Regions from separate parts of the Mus musculus genome. Here region 1 is linked to region 2. Evidence: chromatin loops called from intact Hi-C (ENCODE). Cell type or tissue: left cerebral cortex. All regions are shown on one strand. Links, peaks and the distances in the headings refer to the core of each region. The heading gives the core; the rest is flanking DNA. Region 1 holds the start of Map1a (microtubule-associated protein 1 A). Region 2 overlaps Tubgcp4 (tubulin, gamma complex associated protein 4).

Evidence for each region. Peaks named below come from ENCODE experiments on the same cell type or tissue, not always from the same donor. Only the 100,000 strongest peaks of a DNase experiment are listed, where the experiment ranks them.
Region 1: a loop joins it to region 2, with 7 times the contacts of the local background. A loop is called at or near these places in 5 of 42 quality-filtered maps.

Annotation. Positions count from the first base shown.
Region 1 is chr2:121,288,433-121,300,521 of GRCm38, forward strand. It overlaps Map1a (microtubule-associated protein 1 A), which reads left to right and starts at 1,170. Exons shown (of 7, transcript NM_032393.2): 1 at 1,170-1,440; 2 at 2,288-2,389; 3 at 10,165-10,247; 4 at 10,474-10,614; 5 at 10,837-12,089. The coding sequence starts at 1,203. It also overlaps a transcript of Trp53bp1 not described here. In left cerebral cortex, for the core only: a CTCF peak has its summit at 4,390 (motif pointing left); DNase peaks (open chromatin) are centred at 3,895, 4,034, 4,344, 5,965 and 8 more places; H3K4me3 peaks cover 4,400 bases; H3K27ac peaks cover 5,574 bases.
Region 2 is chr2:121,188,021-121,199,675 of GRCm38, forward strand. It overlaps Tubgcp4 (tubulin, gamma complex associated protein 4), which reads left to right. Exons shown (of 18, transcript NM_153387.3): 10 at 112-162; 11 at 505-610; 12 at 1,342-1,449; 13 at 1,804-1,945; 14 at 4,213-4,390; 15 at 5,922-6,056; 16 at 7,390-7,506; 17 at 8,083-8,222; 18 at 8,715-10,750. The coding sequence ends at 8,727. Trp53bp1 (transformation related protein 53 binding protein 1) reads right to left here. Exons shown (of 28, transcript NM_013735.4): 26 at 11,587-11,655; 27 at 10,956-11,101; 28 at 6,815-10,587. The coding sequence ends at 10,400. Among named protein-coding and RNA genes, the nearest start is that of Tubgcp4, 23 kb to the left of the region's middle. In left cerebral cortex, for the core only: no CTCF peak of the experiment used is centred there; DNase peaks (open chromatin) are centred at 5,288, 7,461 and 7,722; H3K27ac peaks cover 3,732 bases.

The DNA.
Region 1 (12,089 bases), core at 2,612-10,611, 99 kb after region 2:
GAGTGGTGTCCCTCAGACACCCTTTTCTTCTTTGTACTATAGATACCAGGGTCTCTCAATGGTATAGCTGGCCTGCGAGCTTCCAGAGATTCATCTGTCTCTCCCTCCTAGTTACCATCTCTGCGATTCCAAGTGCTCACCGCTGTGCCTGGCTTTTTTTTACAGTTCTGAGAACCTGAACACTTGCTTGCCAGGGAAGTACTTTACCAACTGAATCATCTCCGTAGCCTTTCTTCTCTTCTACCATCTCCAAAGTGCAAGGTAAATGGAAGAAAAAGCAAGTATAACTGGAGCCTAAACACAGGCCTTCTCTCTGATGCACACAACAGAATGACTCAGGGTAAGATCAGCTGTAGTGGTGGAGAGTCTTTGAAGAATGGGGAGTTGGGGGTTCAGCAAGAGAAGGGGAGAGGAAGGAAAGGAAGGGATGGAGAGAAGGAGAGGGAAAGACAGAGAATATTAATTCAGTTCTGTACAGTAATTACATGGTCTCCTAAATTTATCCACTGTGTCACATCCCTAGTAGCTGGGAAGTCTTTCCTGGGTTTTACTCAAATACTCTTTGCTGCAGTCTGAGCTCATTGCACTCAGCAAATATGGAGACTAGCCAACCACTATCCTTGGAATAACTACTCTCCAGGGACTCAGGGTAGGAAGGTCATCCTGTCCCCTCCAATACTGCGCAGCCTGATTGACCACGCCCGGAGCTCGGGGCAAGGACGGGGAAACCCAGGTTGGTAACCTAGACCCTGGCATGCAGCGAGGCGGGGGGAAAAATAGAGACAACGATAATTGCCAGATGGAGACCACGATAGAAACCCCGAGACAGCGAAGGGCAAGATGGCTCCCCAAGGTTCGAGAGAAGCTGCGGAACTGCCTCCCACACTGTGCTCAACGCAGACACAGCCTAACTAGATGGATGTTGTTCTCGCGCCTTGGACTCCGCCCTCGGCTGGGTCTCGCAGAACCCTTACCCTGGCTCAAGTCGGAGAGGGGCACTTGGTCAGGAAAACTGCAGGTGGATGACTGCAGCCACCACCCATAGCGGCACAACCACCGCATCCCCGCCCCGCCCCTGCGGCGCTTCAGCCCCGCCCCTAGAAGGCAGTGACCAATGAACGGCTCCTGCCGCCGGCCTTTAAGAACCGCGCGCACTCTCCCCGCAGCGGACGCAGCTAGCCTAACACTCCGCGGGAGTTTCCATGGCGACCGAAGCCGGGACCGCGCGGCCTGGCAGCGTTGCCATGGAGACAACTCCGGAGCTGGGGCTCCAGAGCCTCGGTGCACCGCCAGCTCAGAACCCGGCGGAGCCTCTTTGCGAGGCCGGTGCCGCGGTAGCGGCAGCGCGCTGGGACCTGCGGAAATACTCCTTGCTCATCGTGATCGGCGATATCGGTACAGAGAGTCAGCTGAGGGCCGTGCGGGCCCACCTTGAACAAGGTGAGCCGCTCTCCTGGCTTTTACGCAGTACTCCATCCATGCCTCTCCGCCATCTGCATTCATCTCCCAGTGCACATTTCTGTCTCCTCTATCTCTATGTGCACTTCCCGAAACCTGCGACCCTGTCACCTGCATCTTCCATGAATGTGCCTCTGTCCTCTCGAGCTGCCAACACCTTGCTTGCCCATCCTTTCTGCATACCCCATTCTGTTCCGCAGTGTCCCGGAGCAGGAGCAGGAGAAGCTCCGTGGAGACCCTGGGGTCCCTCTGGTCACACCCCTTTCCCGAAGCCACTGGACCATATATCCGAAAGTCCTCATCAGACCCTGAAAAGTCCATGTCCCTACCTTACAATTTCTTCTTTAGGGGAGGTTTTTGAACGCGAGGTACACATCTCAAATCTCTGAATGCTGGCAGCCAAGTTTAGAGAGTGACCTTCGTGGCTCTGCAGCTCACCTCCCTCAGCCGTGCCTGTGGCGCAGTGCTGCGGAGCCACCTGCGGGTGGAAGCAGGGGATGGAGGCAAGGGAGGGGGCATAGGAGAATCTAGAATCTGATTTAGCAAGAGGGATCATTATGGAAACCTACAGTATATGGAAATAGACCCTTGCGTGTCACTTCTACCGTAACTGTTTTGCCTTGAAAAACAAAAACTCCAAGCTCATTTATTAGTAAGCCCATTCTAAACTCTGCTCTTTGCCCTCTGGAAAGGGGAAAAAGCAGGTACTAGCTATCCTTCTTGGAGGCATCACCTCCCATTTCTTTCCTCTCCCAGGAGCTTGGCAATGCTTTCTGTGGGTGACTTTGACTAGAACCCTCTTATTTTTTTTCCCCCTTTTCTTTTACAGGGATTCTCTCCTGGAATATTGACTTATCATCCTTTGACTTGAACCAACAGTTGAGACTCTTCATTACCCGGCACCTAGCTCACTTCTCCTCAGAGGTCAAAGGTTAGGACTAGGGTTATTTGTCTCAGTCCTTTGGGTCCAGTATCCAGGCCAGAACTGGCCTTATGGGAGGATTGGGTAGGTAAAAAGGGAGGGACTTTTGATGGCTCCACAGCTATTTACACATGCTGTGGATAATGCCCAGTACACACTGCAACCACTCAATATGATGGTAGAGCATAATTTTGTCAGGAAAAACGTTGTTGTACACAGCAGCTGACAAGCACTAAGAAAGTGATCAAACCACTCGCAGGTAAAAGCTTTTCCTCTGTGTTCCCTTTCTGCATACCCCAGCTTTCTTGCTTCTCTTTATAAACATCCCAGAATGCCTCATTCACCTCCCCAGACCCTTATTTCTCACAGCCCACCTTCCAGGATTCTTTTCTGTTTCCTCCTGGCTTAGCCAGCAGATCTTCAGAGCAGAACAGAAGGCTGCCACCTAGGGCTGATCAGATCAGCACCCAGGGAGCCAGGCTGGGACAAAGGTCTCCTCGATTTGTGAGGCTTGATTCTGAGATCAGGTCTGATGGGTGGGAGAACTCGTCTAGAAATGTGCGATAAAAGCTTAATTAGCATTCTACTGCAGGTGTCTACGGAGAGAGTTGGGAAAGTCCTACGTCCCTTGATAAAGGTGTTGGGCATCTGGCCATATTATTGTAAATGTTGACACACCAATCAATATAACTTTCTTTTAAAAAACAACAAACAAAAAAACCAGGATCTCACTCTATAGTCCACATGTAGTCTAGGATGCAATCAAACTTGTTATCCTCCTGCCTCTACCTCCTGAGTACTAGAGTTGTAGGCATGTACCACCGTACCTGCTTCCGTATAGTTTTATAGGATGTGACTTCCATGTACTCAATAGTCATTGCTACCAAATAACAGACTTCACATGTTACTAACTCTCAACAGTCCAGTACAGCAGATAGACTTTCTGCTCCGCCAGTCTGGCCAGTTCCTCATCAATGAGTTCTCATGAGCTGCTGTGGAGAGGCTGGAGAAAGTGAGGTTGACATGGCTAAAGCTCTATTACACTTAGAGTATGTGCAGCAGCTTAAATACCATGACGCTGGCATCTTCCTGATGGGACTGGCTTCCTGGAAAACGAGCCATTTGCTCCTTGGAGATTACCTTCTTTTGACAATGACCCATGTCATGACATCCTCCACTATTCCCTATGACCAAAAGACAGTTTTGCCACTTGACACTCCTAGAAACAAGGCTGAATAAAGGGATGGCTGGGGGTTCAACTGATTACTGAGGATTGAGTGTTATCTAGGGTCCTACTAGGAATTCAAACCAGATTCTCTAACCTTGTCCTTCTGGCCATAGAGACTTTGAGTACTGTAAGAAATGAACAATATCTGAGGCAAAGTCCCTAGCTGTTCTTCCAGTTGAGACTAAGGAAATGCTTGGGAAGAGGTTTGCAGGGTGTCATATTCTCAGAAACAGGCACTGGAATAGAAACACCCACTGATGTCCTCAATCAGTTTTGCTATGGTGTCCTCAAGGGGCTTGAAGCCATCCACTCGAGATGCTAACGTACTTTTAGCATACAGAATTTGTTTTAGGTTTAGACATTGTCATGGTGGCCTCTGTCCCTGAAGAACAGTGGAGAATTTCCTGGGGGCAGGGGGGCACAAAGCTTAAGGCAGCCATAGCTCCACCCCTGCTAGTTTCTCTTTCAGCTGTCTCTGAACACAGCCTGCCCAAAGCAGCTGCAGGCACTGCCTTCTCCTTCCAGCCTCCTTTGAGTGGATAGGTTAGGGTACCCAAGAGTTGGGGTGAACTGAAGGAGATACACTAACGGTCTTATGGTTTGACCTTTCTGGCCTACTTCATAGGGTAGACCACTATGGCCAGAATAATGAAGGAACAAAATATGTCTTACAATGATAGGAAGAGCGTGATTATTTTTAGGCCTACCCCCTCTACATTTACAATCCCACCCCCACACATACAGAAAAGAAGGGGCCCTCAGATAGTCAGTGGCCCAGCTCCTTCTAGTGGTCACGTCTGGTAAAAAAAATAAAATAAAATAAATGTAAAGGGTAGCTTTCATACCAATCAGCAGCAGAGATTTGGGGCCTTCCTTTATAGCTCCCACTCCTCCTCCAGATCTCTGAAGCATCTAAGCATTTTTAACATAGCTTTAGGAAAACTTAGGGTAATTGAAAACTGTACTTAAGGTCTGGGGTGCAGCCCACCTAACATGCAGAAGGCCCTGGATCTACAGTGGGGGTAGGGAATGGTGGACACACACACACACTGACACATCACTACTGAGATTCAATAAAACGGAGGCATTTGCTGTTGAGCTCCTATAGGGAAGGGAGGATTGATGTTCTAAGACTAAGAAGTATGGGCTAGCCTAGTGTGGTGGCATAGGCCCATAATCCATCCCAGCACTTGGGAAGTAGGGGCATAGGATCATCCTTGGCTACATAGCAAGTCCATGGCCAGTCTGGGCTACCCAAGACCCTGGAGAACTGGAAAGAGGTGAGAGAGGTGGAGAGGAGAAGGCTAAGGAATTCCTTTAAGTCCTTCTGACTCTTTGTTACATTCATGTGCTCAGAGGATCCTGAATTAGAGGTTTACATTGGAAATGTGAAGGCAGAGAGAGATGAACAGAAGTTAAGCCTCATTTTGCAAGCATCCCCAGTTTGGGTTTTGTCTGAGAACTTAGGATACCCCAGTACTAGTGTAGACTGGGATCCTGATTTAGGGTAATTCTGAAACCTTCCACAATGAGAGAAATATCACGTTTATGCATTGCAAGGCTAGGATTGTAGGCAGAAAGGAACGTTTTCTTCAGATAAGGTCAGTCGTCACAGGTGGCACTGATGTACGAACTCACTAGTTCAGAAAGCAAGCTCTGAGATTGTTTAACTTATCATTTAGTGGCATGGTTCAGAAGGTGGCATCGGGTGTGAATTCGGGGGCTGCTCAGACCTCCCTCTCTTCTTTGGCATCTCACCATTTCACTGCATGAGAGAGGGATTAAGGGTTAAAGGCTGTCACAAATGGTAGCTTAGAGATGGGGAGGGAAGGAAAACCAACTGTGACCTGGAATCACCGGGCCAAGGTGTGCTATGGGGGTGTATGGCTGAGAACAAGGGTGGGCTCTGATCTCAGTTGGAGGATGATATTTTGTTCTCAATCCCAATGTCTACTAAGGTTGTGCCCCCCCCCCCCCGCCAAACACTGAGAGATCCCTAAAAAGCATAGAGGAGTCAGGAGGCTGGAGGCAGGGTGAAATAAGAGTGATGACATTGCAGAAGGTAGAGTATTACTCCATGCTGCTGAGCTGGTTTACATCTATGTGTGTGTCTATGCCGATGGCCGCTCCTATTCAAATAGGGATATGGCATGTTGCTACTTTGCATCCTGTTCCCCCTGTCCCCCAGAGTACTGGTGACTCAGCTACTTCTCTCCTCTGGCTGTAGCTAAAGCGGGGTAGGGGTTGCTGAGAGCAGAGACTATTTTGGCTTCTCTGACCTTCAAAAGCAGCCCTTGGCAGCCTGGAGCAGGGGTGGGGCTGGGGCTGGTGAGTGGGCGGAAGGAGCTGACCACACCCAGGGAGGGTTACTGTGGAGAGGACAGGATGTAAGAGTATGAACCTCACAGGGCTCCAGCTCTCCAGATCTTTCCTTTAGTCCTGGAGCACTTAGCAGAGGTGGAGACAGAGGCTGAGCCGGGAGGGCACAAGGTCAACGTAAGACTGTTCAAGATCAAGTGAGACACAGCACAGCTACAGGGAGAGGAGAGGAGCAGCAATTGAGACCCAAACACTCTACCGAGTCATTGTAAGATCATCTCTGACCCTAAGAGTACTTTATGTTAGAGTGTTCTATAGTGAGAAAGCTTTGCTTGAGCCTGGGCTCCTGGCGACGATGGTCCTTGGTCTTCGTTAACTTGTTCAATGGAAGGCAGAAACCTTCCTTACCCTTCCACGTCTGCCTCCTAACAGCCAGTACTCAGAAGCAACGTGTGTGGGTGCTCTTACAGCCAGGCTGCATTAGCACAGACCTGCATGAAGCTCCCAGGGTCCCTGTGCCCCACCCCAGTGGGGGACTGCTCCAGAACATTCACACTACTCTCCAGTCTAAAATGTCCTCCCCAGCTCCCCATTGCTGCGATGCAGAACAGGGTCCAGCTATCCACGTCACTCACTACCCTCACACTGCTCCCTTACATTTATGGCCCCTTAGCCTCTTTGTCTTCGGCTCTTGCAGTGACTGAAGGTCACTCTCTGGGTCCATCTGAGGGGAGAGGCAGCAGATGGTTTCTAAGAGGAAGGGGGAGGGCCCATGCAGCCCTTGCCTCCTATAGCTGGCTCTGTGCCCCGGTGTGGGGCTGTGGTCCTTTGGTTGATGCCGAGAGAGTATTTCTTTACTAAACAGGATTTGGGGAGAAGGTCCTTAGAGCTGCTGGAGGTCACCCTGGCTCTTTGAACTGATAGAGAACCCCTTAGCTCCCTCCCCTTCCCAGTAGCCAAGCAGAGGCACCAGATCATTCAGACTGTAAAGGCCAAGAAACAGTTAAGTCTCTAGTGCCTCGTCACGGACCAGCCCCTCTTCCCCGCCCTGGCACCGCCCTCCCCGTCAAGCAGCCCCCCCTCACTCCCACCCCAAGTGCCGCAGACTCTTCCCTGAAGCTGCCCGGCTAAGGCTGAGGCCGGAGCCGACGCCTCCATGAGGGGCTCCCTCCCACACCCCAGGGTAAGAGCCTAACCAAAGGGCACGGCAAGGCAGAAGGATTAGGGGATGCTGTGGTAGATAAGGAGCTGGGATGGGGTATCTGGTACCTTGTAAATCTGATGCATCTGGACCTGGGCTAGCCTGGTAGGAAGGCAGCCTGGGATGGAGGGAGAGAGGAGGTGAACATTACTGACTTGGGGTTCAGCCTGGATCCACAGCCAGTGGAACCAACAGGGGCTGTGACAGTCCACCTCTGTACTAGGTGGGGGTGGGGACCATCAGCTGAGAGGCAGCAATAGAGGGTGGTGCCACCGGTTTTGCCTGGCAGCCAGGGCACAGGAGGAATTTGGGGGCTGTGTCTTTAAGGGAAAACAGAAGAAGCTGAGAGGAAGGGGGAATTTACCTACTGGGAGGGTCCTTGGGTTATCAGCTACTAGATTGTTCAGCTGCTCCCTATTCTGGGGTGAGTGTGGCAGCGAGTTTTTGCCAAGTAAGGGAAGGGGGTGACACTCTGGAAGAGAACGGAGGAATGGGTCACTGAGACGTGGCATGTGCCTCCGTATAGGCTAACTGGTTTGGTTTTGGCTCCCCGCACCCCATTCCCTGTGGCCAGCTTGAGCCTGGGGCTTTAAGCCCCCCTCTGTGGCCTCTCTGAGGCAACTCAGGAGCTTGAGAGCCCTGGCTCTTCAGCAGCTGCCCTGCATTCTCCGTCCTGTCAACCCCACGGGTTCCCTGCCTCGGCCCCACCCTCACCTCATCTGTGCTTTCCTTCCCAAGATGGGGGCTCTTCCAACAGAAGCCAGTTTCTTCTCCTGCTCTGCATGCACCCCCATCCCTACCCCCCACCCCCCATGCAGAGGCAGCCAAGAAAATGACTTGTCATGCTGGGGTGGGGGGTGGGGGCGGAGCTGGAGCTGGAGGCTGAGCTTAGCGCGCACACACACACACACACACTCACACACTGCGGCAGACTGCAGCTGCCTGAGCACCCCCCCCCCCGCCTCACTGCAGAGACACCTGCCCTCCTGCCCACTCAGCTTCACACCCGAAGCCCACCCCCAACCACAGCACTGGCTGTGGGAAGCGCCCCAATCTCTTAAGATAGTCTTCTGCAAAGATAAAGGGGAAAAAAAACCCGGCAATTCCCTTCATTGGAAGAGCTGGGGGGCAGAAGAGAGAAACCAGGCTTCTCCCAGGATAAGGAGCGATGTAATGGACTAGCTCCCCAGGAGTGGGGCTGGGGGTCCTGTGTCAGGCCAGGAAGTGGGGTCAAAGGTCTTGTGAGGATACACTGGGGACCGTGAAGCTGCTGGAGTAGGGAGATGGTAGCTGGAGAGGACGTGTCTTTCTGTTCTACCTAGATTGAAGTGTGACCTTGTTTGTGATGGGGGAGTCCTGGCTCTTCTAAGTCTGACTTAAGACTGGCAGAGGATGGAGATAGCCCAGGCTGCGTAAGCCCTGCTCCTGCCTGCCTGTGCCAAAGTGTCCCTCCACTCCCAAGTTCACAGAAGAGGACCCAACAGGCCCTGCATAGGATTTGGGTCTCTGACACCTTCATCTTCCCCATAGTTGCATCTGCTGCCTGCTCCTTGGCATCAAGGCTCTTCCTCTAAACAAAGGCCCTGGCCCCAGTCACCCTTGTCCCAGCCTCAGAAAAGAAAAGGGAGTTGGAGTCGCCGAAGAGGGCTCCAGGGAACGGACTCTGAGCCTCCCCTCCCCAGTATCCTCCAGCTGCCCCTAAGGTTAACCCTACGGTGACTGCTACTGTGCTGGAAGAGGAGGCAGATGGGAAGGCAGGAACCTGGGAAGTCGGGTCCATCCTTCTTAGCCTCTTTCTCACCCACTGTGTTCTTTACTTTCACTGCTTAGTGTTTTATGTGGGTCTGGAGAAAGCCCTGGGGAGAGGATCTGCCCCCCCCCCCCCATCCTAAGCAATGCCTTGGCTGTTGTTGGCGGTCCTGCTTTTTATTTGGCTAGGTGTTTTGGGATAGAATTCTCTGTGTGGCTCTGGCTGTCCTGGAACTTAACTGGCTTTGAATTCATAGAAACCCAACTGCCTTTGCCTCCCGATTAAAGGTGTACGCCACCACCATGCCCTGCTTGCTATTGTTTTTAATTCTGTGGTGTGTGTGTGTGTGTGTGTGTGTGTGTGTGTGTGTCTGTGTTTGTGTCTGTGTCTGTGTGTCTGTCTGTCTGTGTGTGCGTGTATAGGTAGGTCAAAAAACAGCTTGCAGGAGTCATTCCTCTTTGTACCTCCAGTCCTAGGATGCTTGGCAGAGAGCATCGCTGGCCCTGTTTCTTGTTTTGAGCCAGCCACTTACTTTCTGTACTCTGAGGCAGGGAACTGGTCGCAGGGATGATGAGTTCTGCAGCGAGCTGGGTGTCCCTAGAGCCTGGGCACGTGAGGGAGATAGAGGAGAGGGAGCTGTGAAATACTTGGGAGCACGGTGGTGGGAGCACGGCTCTGACACGGAAGGCTTGGCAGAGTCAGAAAACAAAATAGCAAGTTAGAATCCTCTGTCCCCTCCAAGAAACCAGTTGCCACGTGTCTCCATCATCTTCTATTACAGGTGTTCTGTCCTTGGGTAGGGGACTTGGGGTGGAAAGGAAGGGGAATCTGAGACAGAAGCGCCTAACTCCTTACTGCCAGCCGCGGGCAAAGGCAGAGAAAGCTCCGTAAAGACCGCCATCCCTGGAGCCCTCCCCCCACCCCCAATCCCCAGGCAGCACCAGGAACTTAGTGCTCCAGAGGGACAAAAAGCTCCTTGTCAACAGAGCTGTCTGGGGCTGAAGTTCTAGGCAAAAGGGCGGGGACTGGGCAGCATCGGAGGGTGTGGCAGATGGAGGGAAGGGAGAAGTCTGCTACCGTGGGGGAGAGGAGGGAGAACCCTGGAAAGGGAAGGGCTGGAGGAGGCAGTTCCCAGGCCTCCCTTAGTGGCATCCTAGATGACTGGGTACCCTGTACCCCATTTTCTGATCATTTGTTTTTCCTCCCCTGTGCCCCCCCCCCCAGTACTTCTCATTTTAAATCAATACCTACTGATTTCAGTACACATGCCTACATCTCTCCCTCAGGCCAGAGGACCCTCTGCCACCAGAGTGAGACCCTCGAGACCATCATCCTAGTCAACCCCACTGCAGACAGCATCAGCTCAGAGGTAAGGCCAGTGCCTGCGCCTCGCTTGTTCTGAGTGCTATAACCGACCCTTGGCGGCGCCACTATACCTCGGGCTACTATCTGAACTGACTTGTGATCCTCAGCCCCACTCTGGGGAATACGGAGTGAGGAATGTGTCCTTATATCACTGAAGGGGGCAGGGCAGGGATTTTCAGTGCCTTTCCCTGGGTGCCCCATACCTGTGCCTTCTCTGCCCTCCATTTCAGGTTCACCATCTTCTTAGTAGCCCATCAGCTCACAAACTCCTCATCTTGAGTGGACAAACTTTAGAACCCGAGGGAGACCTTATCCTACAGAGTGGTACTTACTCATATCAAAACTTCGCCCAGGTCCTTCACAAACCTGAGGTGAGTTCCCTGCTGCGTGTCTTGGAAGAAGGGGACAGGAGGCAGGACTTAAGTTGTAGGGAGAAAGGCAAGGGAGGGGAAGTCTTATAAACACTGACTATCAGGAACCCTGACAGGAGGTAGGCATTTTACCTCAGAAAAAGGTAAAGAGTAGGGGCTGAATCTGGGTCAGACTAAGATAACCCCAATGATTTGATCAGCTTCTCTTTCCTATTCCTCTAGATTGCCCAGTTGCTTAGCAATAGAGACCCTGGGATCCAGGCCTTCCTCACTGTTTCCTGCTTAGGGGAGGGTGACTGGAGCCACCTGGGACTGTCTAGTTCCCAAGAGACCTTGCACCTCCGGCTAAATCCTGAGCCTGTGCTGCCCACCATGGATGGAGTGGCCGAGTTCTCCGAGTATGTCTCTGAGACGGTGGATGTGCCGTCCCCCTTTGACCTGCTTGAGCCCCCCACCTCAGGAGGCTTCCTCAAGCTCTCCAAGCCTTGCTGTTACATCTTCCCTGGTGGCCGTGGGGACTCTGCTCTCTTTGCTGTCAATGGCTTTAACATCCTGGTGGACGGCGGTTCTGACCGCAAGTCCTGCTTCTGGAAGCTGGTGCGGCACCTGGACCGCATTGACTCGGTGCTGCTCACGCACATTGGGGCTGACAATCTGCCAGGCATCAATGGGCTCCTGCAGCGCAAGGTGGCAGAGCTAGAGGAGGAGCAGTCCCAGGGCTCCAGCAGCTACAGCGACTGGGTGAAGAACCTCATCTCCCCTGAGCTCGGAGTCGTGTTCTTCAATGTGCCTGATAAGCTCCGGCTGCCCGACGCCTCCCGCAAGGCCAAGCGCAGCATCGAGGAGGCCTGTCTCACCCTTCAGCACCTGAACCGCCTCGGCATCCAAGCCGAGCCTCTGTACCGAGTGGTCAGCAACACCATCGAGCCGCTGACCCTCTTCCACAAAATGGGTGTGGGGAGGCTGGACATGTATGTCCTCAACCCTGTCAAGGACAGTAAGGAGATGCAGTTCCTCATGCAGAAGTGGGCAGGCAATAGTAAAGCCAAGACAGGCATAGTGCTGGCCAATGGGAAGGAGGCAGAGATCTCCGTCCCCTACCTGACCTCCATCACTGCCTTGGTGGTATGGCTCCCAGCCAACCCTACTGAGAAGATTGTGCGAGTGCTTTTCCCGGGAAATGCTCCCCAGAACAAGATCTTGGAGGGCCTGGAAAAGCTGCGGCACCTGGACTTCCTGCGCTATCCTGTGGCGACACAGAAGGACCTGGCTGCTGGGGCCGTGCCTGCCAACTTGAAACCCAGCAAAATCAAACATCGGGCCGACAGCAAGGAGAGCCTCAAAGCTGCCCCCAAGACAGCAATGAGCAAGCTAGCCAAACGGGAGGAGGTGTTAGAAGAGGGAGCCAAGGAGGCCCGCTCAGAGCTGGCCAAGGAGTTAGCCAAGTCAGAAAAGAAAGCAAAAGAGCCGTCCGA
Region 2 (11,655 bases), core at 3,656-11,655:
GGACATTTTTATCTTGTATAGGTTTTGTTTCTGTCTGCTCATTCCTAGGATTAGCTGAACTTGGGTTCACTGTAATGGATTTTTGTGTTTTTTTTTTTAATCTCATCACAGCACCTCTGGAAGCTAATGGTGGAAGAGTCAGATTTACTGGGTCAGCTGAAGGTAATAACTGACACTCTTTTAAATCCGGAAATGATTCTGGAAAGCAGTCTTATCTACACTGCCACAGTCGATTCATTTGTTCTTACTCAAGTGAGGAAAATATATTTTATGCTACAAATCTTTTCTACTCTAAAGATTCAAGCTTACTTTCTTCTGTTGTGATGTAAATACCATCAAACAGAGTCTTCCTGCTTTGGGAGGCTGCTCTGTATGTCTCTTTAAAATGTCAAGCCTGTATCCTTCAGACTGCTAGTATCAGCCTCTCTGTGTCTAATTCATTTGGGGTGGTCAGGGCCTCCAGGCTCTGATTTACTGAATTGTACACTGAAATTCTTTCCCCAGATCATTAAAGACTTTTACCTGCTGGGACGAGGAGAACTGTTCCAGGCCTTCATTGACACAGCTCAGCACATGTTGAAAACACCACCCACTGCAGTAACAGAGCATGGTAATTTTCCTGTGGCCCTGAGAGTAAAGTTTGCTCAGGTTGCAGGGTGTTTCTTGGCTGGTGTTGTGTGTTGCATGTTTGCCTGCAGAGGCCAGAAGAGGGAGGACTTGAGTCACAAGCAGTTGTTATAGCTAAAGCTTCCTTATGCTTGGGGTATAACTAGGTCTCAGAACAACTAAAGTGAAGGACTTCAGTACTTTCAAGACTTCTCCTTACCCTGACAACTCCCCTAGACATCAGTAGCCATTCCTGGTCTCTAGAAGCAAACTAAAGAAATCTAGTGAAGTGCTTTGTTTTAACTGGTTACAGCCAGATCCACATGGCTATAACTTTAACAGTGAAGAAGTCAAGTTTAGGAGATGCCTCTTTCAGCAAGTGTCTTCCCTTTGGTTAGTTTAATGGCCACCCCTATCCAAGCACAAGAAGAATAATATAATAAAGATCTGAAACAAGACAAAGGAAATGGAAGAGAAAATAAGGGCCTTGATTGTTTAAATCAAGTCTATAAACAAAACAGCCAGAATATAGATTAAAAAAATCAGATATGTTAACCCATTTGACATGCTGTCTCCCCAGGAATTGAGTATTGCCAGCCCCGCTGACACTACAGGGACTGTCCGGAGCAGGAACGACTCTCAGGATTGTTAACAAGGAGGAGGACTTAATGCTGTCAGGCAGAAGCCACAGATGCCCTGACCCTGAACCTGTTGCTTTCCTGTGCTTTCTTACAGATGTGAATGTGGCCTTTCAACAGTCAGCACACAAGGTGTTGCTAGATGACGACAACCTTCTCCCTCTGTTGCACCTGACGATTGAGTATCATGGGAAGGACCACAAAGGTCTGCTATTCTCTGATTGCTTCCTCTCTGCATCTTCTGGTCTTTTTCATCCCTCCTCAGAAGCTGCATAATTTCAGACTGTAGAAATCACCTAGTCTACTATTCCAATTTTGTACAGGTACAAACGTAATTCCAGGAAGGTTGAGATGCTCTGCCCAAGGTTGTTTTTGAGATGCGTCTATATTTTTCTCTAAAACACCTCTCAGGAAAAGCCCTCACAGAAGTTTCCTCCCCTCTACCTTTATTGACTCTCAATGCTGCTTTTCAGTACCACTGGAGTACATTTTGTGTGTGTGGTTCACCTTCTCTCTATGGTTCTAATTAACAAAGTTATTATCGTATTTCTTTACGTAGCAGATGCCACCCAGCCAAGAGAAGTGCCTTCTCGGGAGACATCCCCCCGGGAAGCTCCTTCTTCCGGCTGGGCTGCTCTAGGGCTTTCCTACAAAGTACAGTGGCCACTGCACATTCTCTTCACCCCAGCTGTCTTGGAAAAGTGAGTATTTCTGAGTTTCTCCCAAATAAATATTACTTGTTACATCCAAGGGAAAAGGAAAGTGGAGTGGAGTAGGACTGATAGAAGCCAGCCTGGTGTCCAGCTGGTTTCTACACTAGCATGCTAGAGGTTGCAGACTCGGCCTGTCTTCAGGAACTAGACCGGAGTCTAGTTTGTTTTTTCTTGCTGTGAAAAAGCAACTTGAGAGGAAAGGGCTTATTTGGCGTAAATGTCTGGACAGCAGTCCTTCATTGAGAGCAGTCAGTATAGGAATTCCAGCAGGAGCAGAAACCAGAGGAATGCTTCTTACTGGCTTGCTCCTCGATATAGTATCACCCACAGTGGCTGGGCCCTTCTGCATCAGTCAAGAACATGCTCCACAGATTTGCCCACAGGCAGATCTGATGAAGGCAGTTCACATTAGTGAGGTGACAGCCATGAGACAATATGGAATGATAAGGACTTGAACAAATGGACGTAGAATCCATTAGACTAGGACTGGAGAAATAGCTCATTTCGTAAAGGGAGGACCTGAGTTTGAATTCCCAGAATGCACCTGAAGCTGAGTGTGAGCATGCCTTGCCTGGTAATCCTAGCATTTCTATTATGAGACAGGAAGTAGACAAGAGAGTCCACCAGCCAGCCAGTTTGGCATGCACAGAGGCAAACAGCAAAAAGACACTGTCTCAAACAAGGTGTAAGGGGCAGTCTGGTTTCATATTTACCTGAGTGCCATAGCATATGCCCACTTGCATTCACTTCACACACTTAAAAATGACACTTTTTAAGATTTTTTTATGTGGATGTGCGTCTGCACACATGTATGCGGGTGCCCATGGAGACCAGAACTGGAGCTGCATGCAATGTGAGGCACCCAGTATGGGTGCTAGGAACTGAATTCAGCAAGTGATCTTAACCACTGAGCCATCTCTCTAGCCCGACTTTGTTTGAGAGAAGTCTCTATATACAGCCTTGGCTGTCCTGGAACTCACTCTGTAGACCAGGCTGGCCTCAGACTCCGAGATGTGCCTGCCTCTGCCTCCCAAGCACTGGGATTAAAGGCTTGTACCACAATACCCAGCCCAGATATGTTTCAATTGGCAAATAAGTAATTGTAGGTTTGTTATTTGTAGACTAGTTTGTAGCCTTTGGAATATGAAGACTCAGGTATGGTACTAAGTTCTGGCACTTGACTATTCCCATCAGTTCATAGGACTTTCTCCCCTGGTTTTTATGATTTACTATTCATGATGTTAATATACTTGGGACCCATGTATAAGTTAGGTTTCTGTTGTATGTGGTGAGGACTATACCCAGAAACAAAGGGTTTTATTTGGGCTTGAGCATATAGCATCAGGAAGGGAAGTCAGAGCAGGAACCTGGAAGCAGGGACTGAAGCAGGAATCCTGGAGGAGGGCTGCTTCCAATCTTGTTTCTTGGAATGAACATCTGCCCAGTGCATGGTGGGACAGGATATCCCCACGAGGGAGGTGAGAAAAACACAGTGCACCCTGAGACAGGATAAGGAGACCGTTCTCACTATGGTCACAGAGTAAGGAAAAGGCCATCTCTTTCAGCCCACCTCTCTAGCCTCATTCTTCCCTACTCAGCCATTTTGTAGAATATACAGAAGAGCACAGAAGCAGGGAACAGTGAGGCTGATGCAAGGAGAAGATTCAGCCACAGGTTCAGAACTCACAGTCCAGTCCAGTTAGACAAGTGTACAGGCCTTGTCCAGAGACTCCAAAACTTAGCTACTCACCTCCTTGTTTGATGTGGGCTTTACTTAATATTGCTTTAAAAGTAATGCTTTTAATGTTTAATAAAATAAAAACATTTTAATATTTAAAGTATTTACTATTTTAATATTTATGATACTTTAATGTTATCTTAATAAAATACTTTAATATTTAATATCTTACTATTTAAGACATTTTTAGTATTTAATGTTTTTATGTACACATGTGTGATGTGTATAGGGTGTCTGTGTGATATGAGTGACTGACTACAGGGTTAAAATGACATTGGATGTCCTCTCTCATGTTCTACCTTATTCCCGTGTGACAGGCTCTTACTGAAGTTTAGTTATTTTGTTGTTCAACTGAAATTCATTTCATTTCCTCTGCTATCTAATTTACTGCATAAATACATTATTCTTGTCACTCACTAGAGAGGTGACAGAGGAATCCCTGTGTCTGTGGTGTATGTATGTGTGTTGGGGTGGGGGGTGGAGTAAGGTCTGTATCTCAATGCTGCTTCTGCCATAGGTACAATGTTGTTTTTAAGTACTTACTGAGTGTGCGCCGTGTCCAAGCTGAACTGCAGCACTGCTGGGCACTCCAGATGCAGCGCAAACACCTCAAATCTAACCAGACGGACGCAGTCAAGTGGCGCCTAAGAAACCACATGGCCTTCTTGGTAGATAATCTTCAGTACTATCTCCAGGTACGTTCTGTGCAATGGATGGAAGAGGTGGGAAAAGGAGCCCAGAAAGCAGAAAAGGGTCTGCTGTTCTGTATTTGGTAAAATGCTACAGTTGGAGAAAACTGAGTATTTCTATCTCTAGGCTTGGCATTTTAAGTGGAAATAAATGGATAAAGGGAATTAGGATACTTATGAGCAATGCACTGATTGCTGATGTGACCCTTTGTCATTGTGGCGTGATATTATCAATTAAAAAGTTCATATCAGCTGGGCAGTGGTGGCGCATACCTTTAATCCCAGCACTCGGGAGGCAGAGGCAGGTGGATTTCTGAGTTCCAGGCCAGCCTGGTCTACACAGTGAGTTCCAGGACAGCCTGGGCTACAGAGAAACCCTGTCTCGGAAAACCAAAAAAAAAAAAAAAAAGTTCATATCAAAAAACCATGCAACAACTCCCACCCCCAATGACTGGAAAAAAAAACCCAACTCATAATCTTTTGAGTAATCTTATAATTCTGTGTTGTTCCTTCACTGTGCTTGTCCCATATCTATCCTTGACTACATGCTGAGGAAGCCTGCTATTGCTAACTAAGTCAGTGGAGAGGACGAGGCAGGAGTGGATTTCACTGGGTAGGGGAGTGGTCTACAAAGACATTTGAAATGATTAAGAATTACACATCCATGGAGCTAGAAAGGTGATTTAGCAGCTAAAAGCACTGACTACACTTGCAGAGGGTCTGAGTTTGTTTCCTAGTATCCACATGGTGGCTCCAACCATCTGCAATTCTAATCCAAAGGATCTGATATCCTCTTCTGGCATCTGTGTGTGTTACACACACACACACAAGCAAAACACACTTACTTTTTTTTTTTTTGGAAGTAACAACTGTGACTGGGAATGTAGGTCAGTTGGTAGAGTACTTATATAGCATTCAGAAAGGGTTTGAGCTCTGGCACTGCAAAATGTCAGGTGTGGCGGCACTAGCCTGTGATCCTAACATTTCAGAGGTAGAAGGAAGAGGACCGGGAGTTCAAGGTCATTCTTGGCTACACAGTGAGCTTCAGGCCAGCCTGGGTTACATGAAACCCTGTCTCAAAAACAGAAATTATACAACCAGTTCTGTTGACACACAACTGTAACATCCACACTGGGAAGTGTCAGGAAGGAGAATTGCAAAGCCTGAGCTGCAGCAAGACCCTGTATAAAAAGAAACAAAAGTCAGGGAATGTAATTCATTGTTACAGCCTTCCCCTGAATACACAGGCCTCAAGCAACACACACTCTACAAGACTCAGAGCAACTGAAACATGTCACTGGTCAGCCTAAAGTGGCTAAAAGGAAGATGAGGGCTGGTGAGATGGCTCAGTGGGTAAAGGCTGGAGCCACCAAGCCTGATGACCTGGGACCAACCCTGAAAAGTTGTCCTTTGCCCTCCACATGCCTCTGTGGCATGAGCAATTCACACACATACTAAAAATAAAACATGAGAAGAACCATAAAATGGAACACTCAGAATGTGCCAGGTGCTAAAAAAAGGTTTTTTTATCTATCAGGTAGATGTGCTGGAGTCTCAGTTCTCACAGCTGCTTCATCAGATCAATTCTACGAGGGACTTTGAAAGCATCCGATTGGCACACGACCACTTCCTAAGCAATCTGCTGGCCCAATCCTTTATTTTGCTGAAGCCTGTAAGTAGGGGTGATTGGTTGCTTAGCCTAATATGTCCCTGTCGGCTCTTGGACTTGACGAGATATGAGACTGTTATTCATCGCATGTTCAAGTCCATCTTTACATTTCTGACACTTAAAATACAGTGTTAAAGGGAACGAGAATGTAAGAGTGTGGTAAACAGATAGAGATAAAAAGAACTTTATGTTTAACACACACACACACCCCAAGTGACCTACAGAAATTCAGGAATCTCCCTGACTCTACAGGAAAACAACAGAGCTCACTTTCTTAGAAATCTGTTGGACCAGGATCAACCAGTCATTTGAAAGTTGTTCTCATAGGTACATCGTGTCTAATGCTCTGGGTGTACGTCCATCTGCAAGTACACACATTTAGCTCTTCTGACAGCTACTCAACATTGACTACATATTGGAACTTGTGAAAAAAATCTAAGGCCAGAAATCACTTAAGTCAAACGTGCAGATTGGGGTCTCAGCACCAATAACTGCAAGCACACAAGCTGGCCCCAATCCCAAGGTGAGCGTGCAACTCAGATAACCCTGGAGTGCTTATGCTTTCATCTCTGTGGTGAGCAAGCTGTACTCATCCGGGCACCAACCATAAATGGTATGGGGCTTCTTTGAACTCTGGTATTTGGGGCTGTTACTTGCTACACCTAGAAGGAGTGACTTAAGCAGCTGCCACTCTCAGTGGTTGGCACTGTTCTTGCATAGCATGGGTATATCCTTGAGGAAGAGCACGTTAGAACAACAGGTCATCATAATTGAAGTCTTTATTGAGTGCTTACTGTATGCAAGGCACTGGGGATACAAAGAGGTATAAGTCATGGCTCTGCCCTTAAGGAGCTCACAATCTAGTTGGAAAACAACAAGACATGTACATACAAAAGTCAGCAACAGCACGGGTGGCCCGACAATCACCAGTGAACAACACAGGTACTACAACAGAAGAAGGGTGGAGACCGCTAAAGGCTGCAGTGGGGAAGGAGTAGTTCACAGAGAATGAGGCTTGAACTGTTAGTAAAGAGAAGAGAATCTCAGGGAACAACACTCAGAGCTCAAAGGCAAGAGCATTCTCAGTGGGTCTAAGGAAGGAGGAGTTAATGGTGACTAGAGCAGAGGTTTTGTGCAGGGAGTCAGAGAAGCCAGCTGTCCCAAGAAGGGATGTTCATTCTGTGTGTTACTTGGGAGGGCCAAACAGCTTTGAAGGTTGCGGTGTCTCTGCTGAGATCAGACATGGGAGGTAGTAGGCTGTTAAAAACTATTTTCCCAAACCTTGCATTTCTCAGCGATTTCTTCATTTCTTAACGCCAGCTATATTTTTGGATAGGTGTTTCACTGCCTGAATGAAATCCTAGATCTCTGTCACAGTTTTTGTTCACTGGTCAGTCAGAACCTAGGTCCACTGGATGAGCGCGGAGCGGCCCAGCTGAGCATTCTCGTGAAGGTGAGTCTGCCTAGCCACTGAAAATACATACCTCTCCCCCCAGCTGTGGAGCAGGCAGTCTGCTCCGGGTCAATAAAGCGTTTTCCAGAACAGACATAGAAATGACGAGATAAAAAGATAAAAGCGCTGGTATCGGTGAATATATAATGTGCTGCCTCACAGTGTTCAGAAATAGTTCAGCCCTGAATAGTTTCTTCAGCCCACCAAGTATGCACTGGCTTTGTGCTCATTTTCTCACATCCCACTTCCTTCCCTGAACCAGCCTCCTATCTCACTTATAATTATAATCTCAGACTATATTTATCTCCTTGTAACAAAGCAGGATCACTGCAATCCCAGTATGTGATGGAATATATTAATCTTAAATGAGCTGTTAAATTCCTACTAACGAGAAAGCACTTTCATGGGAGTCATGCATCTCACGGACATGTACTAAGAAGTCATGTTAGGAGCTGATAGAAATGGGAATATGGGAAGGCCAGGTGGTCCTGCAAACATTTAAGCAAAGCTTTTCCAAAGACCCCCTTGGTTCCCAGTACCCTAGCCTGGTCACTGACAGCTCGGGTCTCTCAACAGGGCTTTAGTCGCCAGTCTTCACTCCTGTTCAAGATTCTTTCCAGTGTTCGGAATCACCAGATCAACTCAGATTTGGCTCAGTTACTGCTCCGGCTAGACTATAATAAATACTATACCCAGGCTGGTGGGACTCTGGGCAGGTAGGAACAATTCATGGGGCACTTACTAGATTTGGAGGAGGGGGTTAATGAACAATAGAAGACCAAAATGCAACTCTGGCCATCACCTCCAGATTACCCTCATTTTATAAACAAGGCTCAGAGATGCAGGAAGGGGTTGGGGGTATGGGAGTAGGGTGATCATGTTCTACAATTTTACTGGAATTTATTTTCTAGTGAAGTTCATCAGCATATTAAAATACTAAAGCTGAGGGTAAGGTCTGTGTTAGGCTATGTACTGCTATGTTCTGGGGGCAGTCTGGCTTCCACTGCCTGCTCTGACATGTACTAGCAGCAGTGTGGCTGTGGTGCCATGCTCTCTTCTAAACTTCCTTAAATCTAATACTGATATCCAGTGGTCATCGTCGGCTTCTTAAGAGAGCTGTGTTGTTGCCATGGTGTTAGCTCTATCTCAGATTGCCATGTTTCTTTGGAAGGCATGGCATTTAATGAAACTTTTTTTTTCTTTTATAGTTTTGGGATGTAAAAGAAAACTCTGGTTCAAAAAATGAAACAGCCCTGCCACATTCTGATGTCTGTAACAAATCTCTCAAATCATTCATCAAATGCCTGCAGACTGCTGAAAGGGTCTTCTAGAAGAAATGCAGAGGTATAAAAATCCTCCCTGCCATTCCTGTAGGGGAACTGGGGTCTGATATCCCTCTGCTGACCACACGAAGGATTTTGAAGACATCTGTTGGGTGGGTTCATTTGTGTAACCGGGGTTTATTGAACACTTACTATATTCCTATGGAAGATAACCACAGTAAACAGTGGGTTGGCTCATGTAAGAACGGAATCACGCTCCTGAACAGGTCAGCTTCTGTGTCACCACCAAATGAGAAAACCCTTCAGAGAGCCTGTGAGCTTTCCCTCTTTCTGTACCTTGTAACTACACAGACTATCTTTATCCTTCCCTAAAATTTAAGATTTGAGTATCCTTTATCTGAAGAATTGAGCCAGTGAGTTCTAATTCTTTCAGACTAGTAAAAGGGCAATTCTGGCTAAAGAGGATAGAGGTCAAATTGTTTAGATTTAGAAACAATTTAGTTTTCACTGCAACCCAGTTTTCCCACCTTAGACCTGCCACATGAGTTAAGGTTTTATGGTCAGATAGCCTAGCCACCACGGGCTGAGAACATACTAATGTTCTCATCAGCATAAACAAAACACTTCACTGACATCTTTCCCTCCAAGCTGGACAAGAATGAAACATCCGGGCCTCAGTCTGTAGTCACTGAGTCCTCTCTTCATCTACACTGTCTACCAACCACTATGAAAGCCTGAGCCCGTACTTGTCAACTACCCAGGAGGATTATCCCACCTTGTTACCTCACCTCTAAAAGCAGATAACAGCCTGCTGCTTGTTTTTGTAAATAAAGTACTATTCAAACAGCCACACATACTCAATTTAGCTATTGTCGGTGATTGCTCACAGACAAGACAAGTTGTTGAGACAGACAAGTGTGGTCACAAAGCCTAAAAGTATTTACTATTTGGCACTATAGAAAAAATGAGACCGCTGGCTTTATTTAGAGAATGAGAAGCCGTTCGCTAACAGGGATGATGATGATGAGTGTGAGGAAGGAATAACTTCCAACAGTTGTGACAGCTTATTTTATAGAAAACCGTCCCAGCAAATTTATAGTCACTGTCCATTCATTAACAACTGGTCATGTTCATGTTCCCAGTAGCAGGTCATCTGTCAATAAACTCCTGATACCCAGAGCTGTTCCCAGTCCCACTCAACTTTAGCACTACTGTTTACCCAGGCCCTCACCTACTTTAAACTGTTTTTGGAAGTATAACATTTTAGGTAGCCTGGGATAACCTTGACAGTGATGCCACAAAATAAAGCTCACTCCTCTATTTTTATCTCCCTTTGTTTGCTGTACTGCTAAAGTGACAAGCCTGCTGACAACTTCAGAGAAGATCCTATGTTTATCATGTTCTGAGATTAAGCTCAAAGAAACAGATGAAGACATCCCAGTTACTACAACCAAAGAGATTCAACATTTATTTTATCATAAAAGTCCAGCAAATAAAACTATGTACAAGGTCCATGCAAAGAATACAATTACACACAAGACACACTTAAAACCTGATTAAAACACAATCTCCACAATAGCAGGGAATAAAACCAGTAAGACCAAGTATCTTTAGTGAGAAACATAATCATGTTTATATTTTGGATGCTGCTTGAATCCAATTCTCTCCCCAACAATGAGGCACTGGATCACCCATTCTTGTGATACCACAGGCAGTTGCAAGGCTTCAGCACACTTGAGCACCGAGGCTGGGCATGAGGGGTCTGTCACCACCACATCAAATACCCCTAAAGCAATGTCTGTAAAAAGTAGGGGAAGTGAATGAGGGAGGGACACTCAGTTTAGCTCCTATTAAAACAAGACAGGTGTGCCTTCTAACAGGTATTCCCTACTCTGCCAAACCAAAGCCCTCTACTCTAGGTACTGTATGTTCATAATCTAAAATAAAAGTTGCAATCACCACGTCTGGCCTTGTAGAACTATTGAATGGAAATACCACTGGAGACTATAGAAGCCTGAATAGCGTTATCCTTCACTTACGTCAACCTACCCTTTTTGAAGGTGGGACTTATCTTAAAAATGAGGACAGACTTGGAATACACATGCTGACAGGTGTGAGTCTAAGGACACCCTGGAATGACTATGAAACACAGATGCTTCCCAGTACCTTTGTTGTGGGCACTTGAATGGTGCTGCTTCACAGAGGCTGCCCCTCCAGTCATAAGGATCTCAGACCAGAGCTCCAAGAAGTTCTGTTGTTGATCTGACACCAAGAGGACCTTCAGATTCTGGAAAGGGTTTTCACGGGGTTGCCTGTGAAGGAGTTGGAGACAATATTTAGGAACTGGAAAGGAACTTAGTATGGCCCATCATATCTAACAACTCTGCAAAGGGAGTCCTTGTCTGCGCTTTCCTAGCTCTGCCATGTGTTGAACATGCTCTGCCTCGCTTCTGGAGGAGGTATGCATTCCAGGAGCCCAGACTTTGCTAGTAAACAAATCAGGTTAGTCCCCTTCCCTCTCTAAGTTTAAAATTGAAACTTAATCCTAGTTTCAATGCTTCCCCTACTGGGGAACACTGACCACATACACTAATCTTTCCACACATTCAGAAGGTTCCCAGTGAGGCTCTGGCAATAAAGTACTTTAACTGCTGATATCATTTCAAATTCATTCAAATTCTGATTTAGTCTACAGACATTCCAGTTTCTAGTAACACTTAAATTTCTCAACTAGACTTTCTTCCCAAATGCCATTCTTCCTGTTGTCTCAGCTCTAAATGGGCTTCCAAACACTCACCAATCCAGAATTCGTTGCTCTTCAAGGCTATACCCAGCAGGCAGCAGATAATTACGATAGTTTTGAAGT